2 separate regions of the Mus musculus genome follow, and region 1 is linked to region 2. Evidence: chromatin contacts called from ENCODE Hi-C or POLR2A ChIA-PET data. All regions are on one chromosome and are shown on one strand. Each heading gives the region's core, a stretch centred on a gene start or an enhancer-like site at or near the end of the contact. The rest is flanking DNA. Distances are from core to core; before and after follow the strand shown. Region 1 holds the start of Vmac (vimentin-type intermediate filament associated coiled-coil protein). Region 2 holds the start of Ranbp3 (RAN binding protein 3).

Evidence for each region. Hi-C counts contacts between places; a loop is a spot of excess contacts on that map. ChIA-PET counts read pairs that join two places held with the same protein, here RNA polymerase II (POLR2A).
Region 1: a map of heart shows a loop between it and region 2 (4-fold over the local background). The contact joins the promoter of Vmac here to the promoter of Ranbp3 in region 2. A Hi-C loop is called at or near these places in 5 of 37 maps with a recorded cell type or tissue (CH12.LX, adrenal gland, heart and 1 more). POLR2A ChIA-PET finds 5 or more read pairs at or near these places in 4 of 5 experiments (Patski and embryonic stem cell).

What each region holds. Positions count from the first base shown.
Region 1 is chr17:56,715,340-56,718,579 of GRCm38, reverse strand. Vmac (vimentin-type intermediate filament associated coiled-coil protein) reads left to right here and starts at 1,659. Exons shown (of 2, transcript NM_178926.3): 1 at 1,659-1,946; 2 at 2,763-3,240. The coding sequence starts at 1,756. The coding sequence ends at 3,096. It overlaps Ndufa11 (NADH:ubiquinone oxidoreductase subunit A11), which reads right to left and starts at 818. Exons shown (of 4, transcript NM_027244.1): 1 at 638-818. The coding sequence starts at 740.
Region 2 is chr17:56,671,696-56,674,717 of GRCm38, reverse strand. It overlaps Ranbp3 (RAN binding protein 3), which reads right to left and starts at 1,493. Exons shown (of 17, transcript NM_001252466.1): 1 at 1,307-1,493. The coding sequence starts at 1,328.

The DNA.
Region 1 (3,240 bases), core at 410-2,909, 44 kb before region 2:
CTCAGGCCCCACACGGGCACCTCACAACTGTCTGCAGCTCCAATTCCAGAGAATCGGACACACAAGACATACAGGTAACACACCAATGAGCGTAAGACAAAACTAAATCACTTTAAATCATTTAAAAATAAGAGCAAATTAATAGGTTCCGTGGTGGCGGAAAATAGAAACAAAACAAAACAAAACAAAAATAACAAAAACATCTTCCAGAGGCTAGATTGGGGTGTAGCCCTGTCATCCCAGCACTCGGGCAGCTGAGGCAGGAGGATCATGCAGGCCAGACTGGAGACAGGAGAATCAAGACCTCAAGGCCATCCTCCGCTACACAGAGGGTTTGCAGTCTTGCCAAGGCAACCCTAGAACTTGTCTTCAAAAACTCCGATGACCCGATCACCCCTTAACCCTAAAAACTCCTGACGACGCTGAAATGACCTTCACATTTTCTCCAGCTTTTGCTCCCTGATATTGACCTACGACCTCTGAAGCCCCTAGGCACTGACGAGTCTACGCCCCTCAAAAGTCTCAACCTCTTCCGCCTTTACAGCCATTGCGCCCCGGCGCCCCAGGGACCTCCGCGCGCCCTCTGACCTTTGCTTCCAGACCTCCGCCCTCCGCCCGCCCACCGGCCCGCGCTCACCGCAAATGCCGCCTAAGGCCGTGGTGATGTAGGTCTTGCGATGACACTGGGTGCCGTCGGGGACCTCATGGTAAGATTCAAAGAACCGCTTCACCATCGCCATACCTAGCTGGGCTTGCTCGGCCGACCCTAAAGCGTCTGGGCGAACTCAAGGGTAGCCGGCTAGGTCAACTCTCGCGAGGTTTCCAGCGCGCAACTTTATTGAACGCCTTGGACGCAGACAAGGCGTGCGCGCATGCGCGCAGTGCAGGTTTGTACCGAGGTCTTATTAATCCCGTAGCAAGATCTGTGTCGTGCTCGGTCCACAAGTGAATCTGGACAGAGACGCCCGTGACGTCAGGAAAGGTAAACTGAGGCCATGAAGAAAAACGCCTCCAGCCCTAGCGAAGACGAGGTTTCTAGTACGGAGAATGTTGATAGTGCATCCAAGGATGGGATTGACAGGTCGCAGGACAGCCATTACACTGTCAGGCAGGTCAGCGATCGAAACTAACAGAAGGTAGGACAATCGCAGGGCAGATATTACAGCGCGAGGCTAGTGATACCCTAGTTAGCCGGAGCTGCACGGACGCGGCGGGACACAGCGCAAAAGCGGTTGGCTCGTCAGGGATCCGGACTGTGTAGGGGTGTGGTTTCATGCCCATCTCAATCAGGACCGCGTGTAACTATTTGGGGGCGTGGCCAGGCTGGGGGCAAGGGGACCAATCGTGAGGATTTAGCGTGAGGATTATAATTGACGGAGACCAGGCCCACTCTGCTTTGGTTTTAAGTCCTCGCTGCACTCGCAGGCACAGCCACACTCAGGAGCTGGTCCTGAAAGGGACGTGAACATTGGCTACGGGGCGTGGCCGCACTTAGTCCTGCCCCTGGTAGAAACGTGGCCAATAGTGAGAGCCCAAGAGGAAGCACACGCCTTCCTCCGGGGGGCGTGTCTTTCTTGACGTCACTTCGAAGTTGGGCGGGGCCTCTTGAGAAGGTTTAAATTAATGCAGCGGCAGCCTGGCAGCTGCATGTGAGGGAGGGGGTGGGGGGTGGGGGTCGGGCTCAGGGGCGGGGCTTCTTGCGTTGTGGGCGTGACCCGACAGGGCGGGGTGGGGCCTGCACGGCAGCCGGGGGCCATGTCTGCGCCGCCACCTCTGCAGATCCGGGAGGCGAACGCGCACCTGGCCGCCGTGCACCGACGCGCAGCGGAGCTGGAGAGGCGGCTGCTGGCGGCTGAGCGCACGATTGGTGCGCAGGCCGAGCGCCTGGCCTGCCACGACCAGCACCTGCGCGCCGCCCTGGATGAGCTGGGTCGCGCCAAGGACCGGTGAGGCCCTGGAGGAGGCCCGGCGGACATCCCAAAGGAGGCGGGTGGAAAGGGCTGGGAACCGAGAGCAAAAATTTCCGGAGCACTAAATGCCCGGCATCACAGCACTAGGAGGGCTGAGACTGGAGGATCAGGAGTTCGGGCCATCCTCGACTACATGGGGACTTTAGAGTATAGCCTGGGTTACTTGAGAGCATTTCAAACTGTTAAAATGAAGCCAGCTGTCCCACCCACAAGGCCGAGTCTGCCGGTAGGTGCAAGAGTATTGTGTCTGATGATCGAAGGAAGCTGCTGGGTAGGGGCCCACATCGGTAGACAAAGGCACAGAACACCCCTATATAGAATAGTCAGATCTGTGACAACCATTTGTGACCATGCGGAAGTCCTACCGAAGGACACACAAAACTGGCACTGTTTTGTTTTTTGAGAGAAGGCTGGCCTTAAAGGCACTATGTAGCTTTCAACCCCTGATCCTTCTGCCTCCATCTCTCGAGTGCTGGGATGACAGAGCGCCAGGCCTGCTGTGGGGCTGAGGGTGCTTTACCAATGACATCAATGGCTCTGTGTATAAAGACACTCGCCACTAAGAATGACAAAGAATTTGATCCCATGGGGCAGGAGGAGCGAACCAACTCTTGAAAATTGTACCTTGACTTCCACATGTTTGCTGTCACATGTGTGCGCCTATGCACATAAACAAGCACACAAAGAAGTAGTGCAGGAGGAGACATAGGGAGTCTCAGAGGATTCTGGAGCAGGTAGATGCCCCCACCCCCACCCCCTGTAGGTAACTACCTTATTTGGTCCTCTTACCAGGGAGATATCTGCCCTCCAAGAGCAGCTGCTGAGCTCTGAGGCCACAGTTCGCAGCCTGCAGGCCGCAGTGGACCAGAGGGACCAGATGATCCAGCAGCTACAGCCTCGGGCTGACCTGCTGCAGGACATCACTCGCCACCGACCACCCCTGGCCGCACTGTTGGCCACCCTGGAGGAGGCAGAGGAACTGGGCCCCTTGCCGGCCAGCCACAGCCATAGGGCCCAGCTACTTCCTGATGGGCCTGGCCCACCCCTGGGCAACAACATGGGAAAGGAGGAGGGCCAGGACGACCAGGACGACCAGCAGCCTGCTGTGTTTGGGACCACGGTGTGAGCTGTCCTGACAGATCTCAGAATCTGTGGTCACGGCCCCATGGGGATTCCACTCTTAGAGTCCTGGACATCACCTAGAGGGGTCTTGAGACATTACCCGGATCCCATCTAAACATCACAACAAGTGAAAACTCAAGATCTCATT
Region 2 (3,022 bases), core at 244-2,743:
TCAATTCCTAGCAACCACATGGTGGCTCACAACTACTGTAATGGGATCCTATGTACTCTTCTGGTATGTGTCTGAAGACAGCTCCAGTGTACTTAGATAAATAAAAATAAATAAATCTAAAAAACAAAAAACAAAAAAAACAGACCCTGAAGTCCCCAAACTGAACCCTGGAGGAGCCCCGAAGGGGCCACCACTGGGTGTCAAGCATCAGGCTGACTGAGAAAGTGTTACATCCCAGAGTGCTCAGGGAGTCAGGGCCACGGGGCAAAAGGGGGTGTGGAAGCAATTAGTATATCAGTGCTCAACCTGTGGGTTGCCACCCCTTTGGCAAATGTCTAAATAGGAAATCCAGAAACATTTACATTACCATTCATAACAGTAGCAAAGCTAGTTATGAAGAAGTAACAAAAATAATTTTATGGTTGGGGTCACCACAATGAGGAACTATATTTAAGGGTCACGGCATTAAGAAGATTGAGAACCACTGAATTAGGAAATACAGATCAGGTGGCCAAGCCTAAATCAGGGGATGTAAGCTGCACTCCAAAGGACTCTGAAGACTGGTAGGAAGAGACGTGCAGGTTCTGCAACAACTGGGTAGTCCTACCATATTCAAACCCCTTAAATGGGATGTCGACTCCAGAGGGGAGGTTTCACGGTGTCAAAAATAAAAACGGGATGTGAAGAAGCAGTTAGGAGTTTCAAGATCAGATGGCCAGGCCTAAATGGGGGGCATCAAGTGCACCTCAAAGGACCTGGAGCCCTGTGGCGGGAATAGGGGCGCCCGGTCCGGGTTTAAGCAGACCTCGGGGTGTAAGCTACAGGTCGGGGTGGCCGAGCACCTTCGCGGGATGAAGGAGAGCCGGACCTGAGCCTGAGGCTATGCCGGGGAAGGAGGCCCAGGCCCCAGGCGAGGGAAGCGGGGAAGGGAGCGTGGCGGGCTGGGCCCGCGAGCAGGCTCGGAGGTCTCGCCCGCCTCGTTCGAGGCCGCGGAGCCGCGTCTCAAGGCCCGTTGGGCTCCCCGGGCGGCCTGCGAGGCCGGAAGGCGTGGGGTGGGGGTGGGGGGTGGGAGGCGGTCGCGGCGCGGCCGAGGAGCCTCGAGGTCGGGAGGAGGCAGAAGCCGGGGCTGCCGCGAGGAACCCGGCCGGGGACCAGACTCCACGGTAGGGGGGCCCGCTGGGTGCCCAGACCGGGTGAGGCCGAACTCCCACAACCTGAAGCGCTCGCCCTTCGACTCTGGGGCTCCCTTGACTTCCCGCCCCGCGCCCGCCTGCCGCCAGCTGGCCCCCGGCGGCGCCTCCCCTACCTTCGTTCGCCAGGTCCGCCATTTTACTTCCTTAAGCCCTCCCACAAGGCCCCGCGCCCGGCCCCCGGGCTCCGAGGGCTTTCTGCTGGGAGAGTTCTGCGCCTGCGCATCCCATAAGCCAGCGCCGGTGTGAGGAGGAGGGAAGCTCGCACCCGCTAGAGCTCCGGCCGCGCGCCTGCGCAGTAACGGCTCTCCGCCCGCCTCTTCCCGCCCGCAAAGGGAAGAGGGTGTGGCTAGCGTGGCACGCATGCGCACAGGCAGCGCCAGTTTGCTATTGGTCCTGAGCTCCTAGCATTGGCAGCATGTTAAGGAGGTGGGGGGGGGGGAGGAGGATGGCCGAGCCCCACGCATGCGCAGGAGAGACGTGCCGCTGCTTGCTGTCCTGACTGCCATCCCGCCACTTTCTCTGTTTGTTTCTCTGGCGTGAGCCTAGGTAGGCTTTTTAGCGATTCCGCGTACAGGAAGGAGTGGCCCATGTCCCTGAATCAGAAGCCAGGCCCTTTCACACAGCTTTCCTATGGCTATTTGGGGTGGTTGAGGAAGAGGCAAAGTCAGAGGTCACCCTAGATTTCAAACACAGGATGTCCTAATAAAACTAGACTCTTAACCTCTCTGGGCATTAGACTTGGCATTGGTGCGCACGCCTTTAATCCCAGCACTCAGGCAGACGCAAGAGGATCTCCGTTTGAGAGCAGCCTGGTCCAGGGCTACACAGACTATGTCTTGAAAACAAACAAACAATAAGTAATAAGAAAAGATGTATTTGTGTATGAGTGCTATGTGTGTGCAGTGCCTACAAAAGGCTAAAAAAGGAAAGGCTATCCTGGAACTGGACTGTGGGTGACCGGTCTAAGCCAACTATGTGGGTGCTAAGAACTCAGGCCAGGCGTGGTGGCGTACGCCTTTAATCCCAGCACTCGGGAGGCAGAGGCAGGCGGATTTCTGAGTTCGAGGGCAGTCTGGTCTACAGAGTGAGTTCCAGGACAGCCAGGGCTATACAGAGAAACCCTGTCTGGAAAAAAGAAAGAAAGAGAGAGAGAGAGAGAGAGAGAGAGAGAGAGAGAGAGAGAGAGAGAGAGAGAGAAGAAGAAGAAGAAGAAGAAGTAAGGAAGAAAGAAAGGAAGGGAGAATGGAAAACCAAACCTATATTCACCTTTGCATACTGACAAGACACCTGAAAGCAGCTACTACGTATTTTAAATCTGGGTATACTCCTATAGATCTGTGAGATAGGGAGACACTGTCACAGTGTAGTCCAGTCTGGTCTTGAACTCAAAATTCTCCTGCCTCATCTTCCCAAGTGCTGGGGCCACAGATATAGAACTCACTCTTGCCGGGCGTGGTGGCACATGCCTTTAATCCCAGCACTTGGGAGGCAGAGGCAGGCAGATCTCTGAGTTCGAGGCCAGCCTGGTCTACAGAGTGAGTTCCAGGACAGCCAGGGCTACACAGAGAAACCCTGTCTCGAAAAAAAAAAAAAAAAAAAAAGAGCTCACTCACACTTTCTTTCTCCCCCCCCACCCCCAGTTTTGAGTATTTTATGTAGCCCAGACTGCCCTCGAAATGGCTTTGTAGATGAGGGTGCCCATGTACTTCTGATCCTCCTGCCGGCACAGCCAGAAAGTTAGGCTAACATATGTCACCATCATACCCAGGTTCAATGGTTTTGGTTTTGGTTTTTGGTTTTTAGTTTTGAAAGAGAGTGTCATTACATAG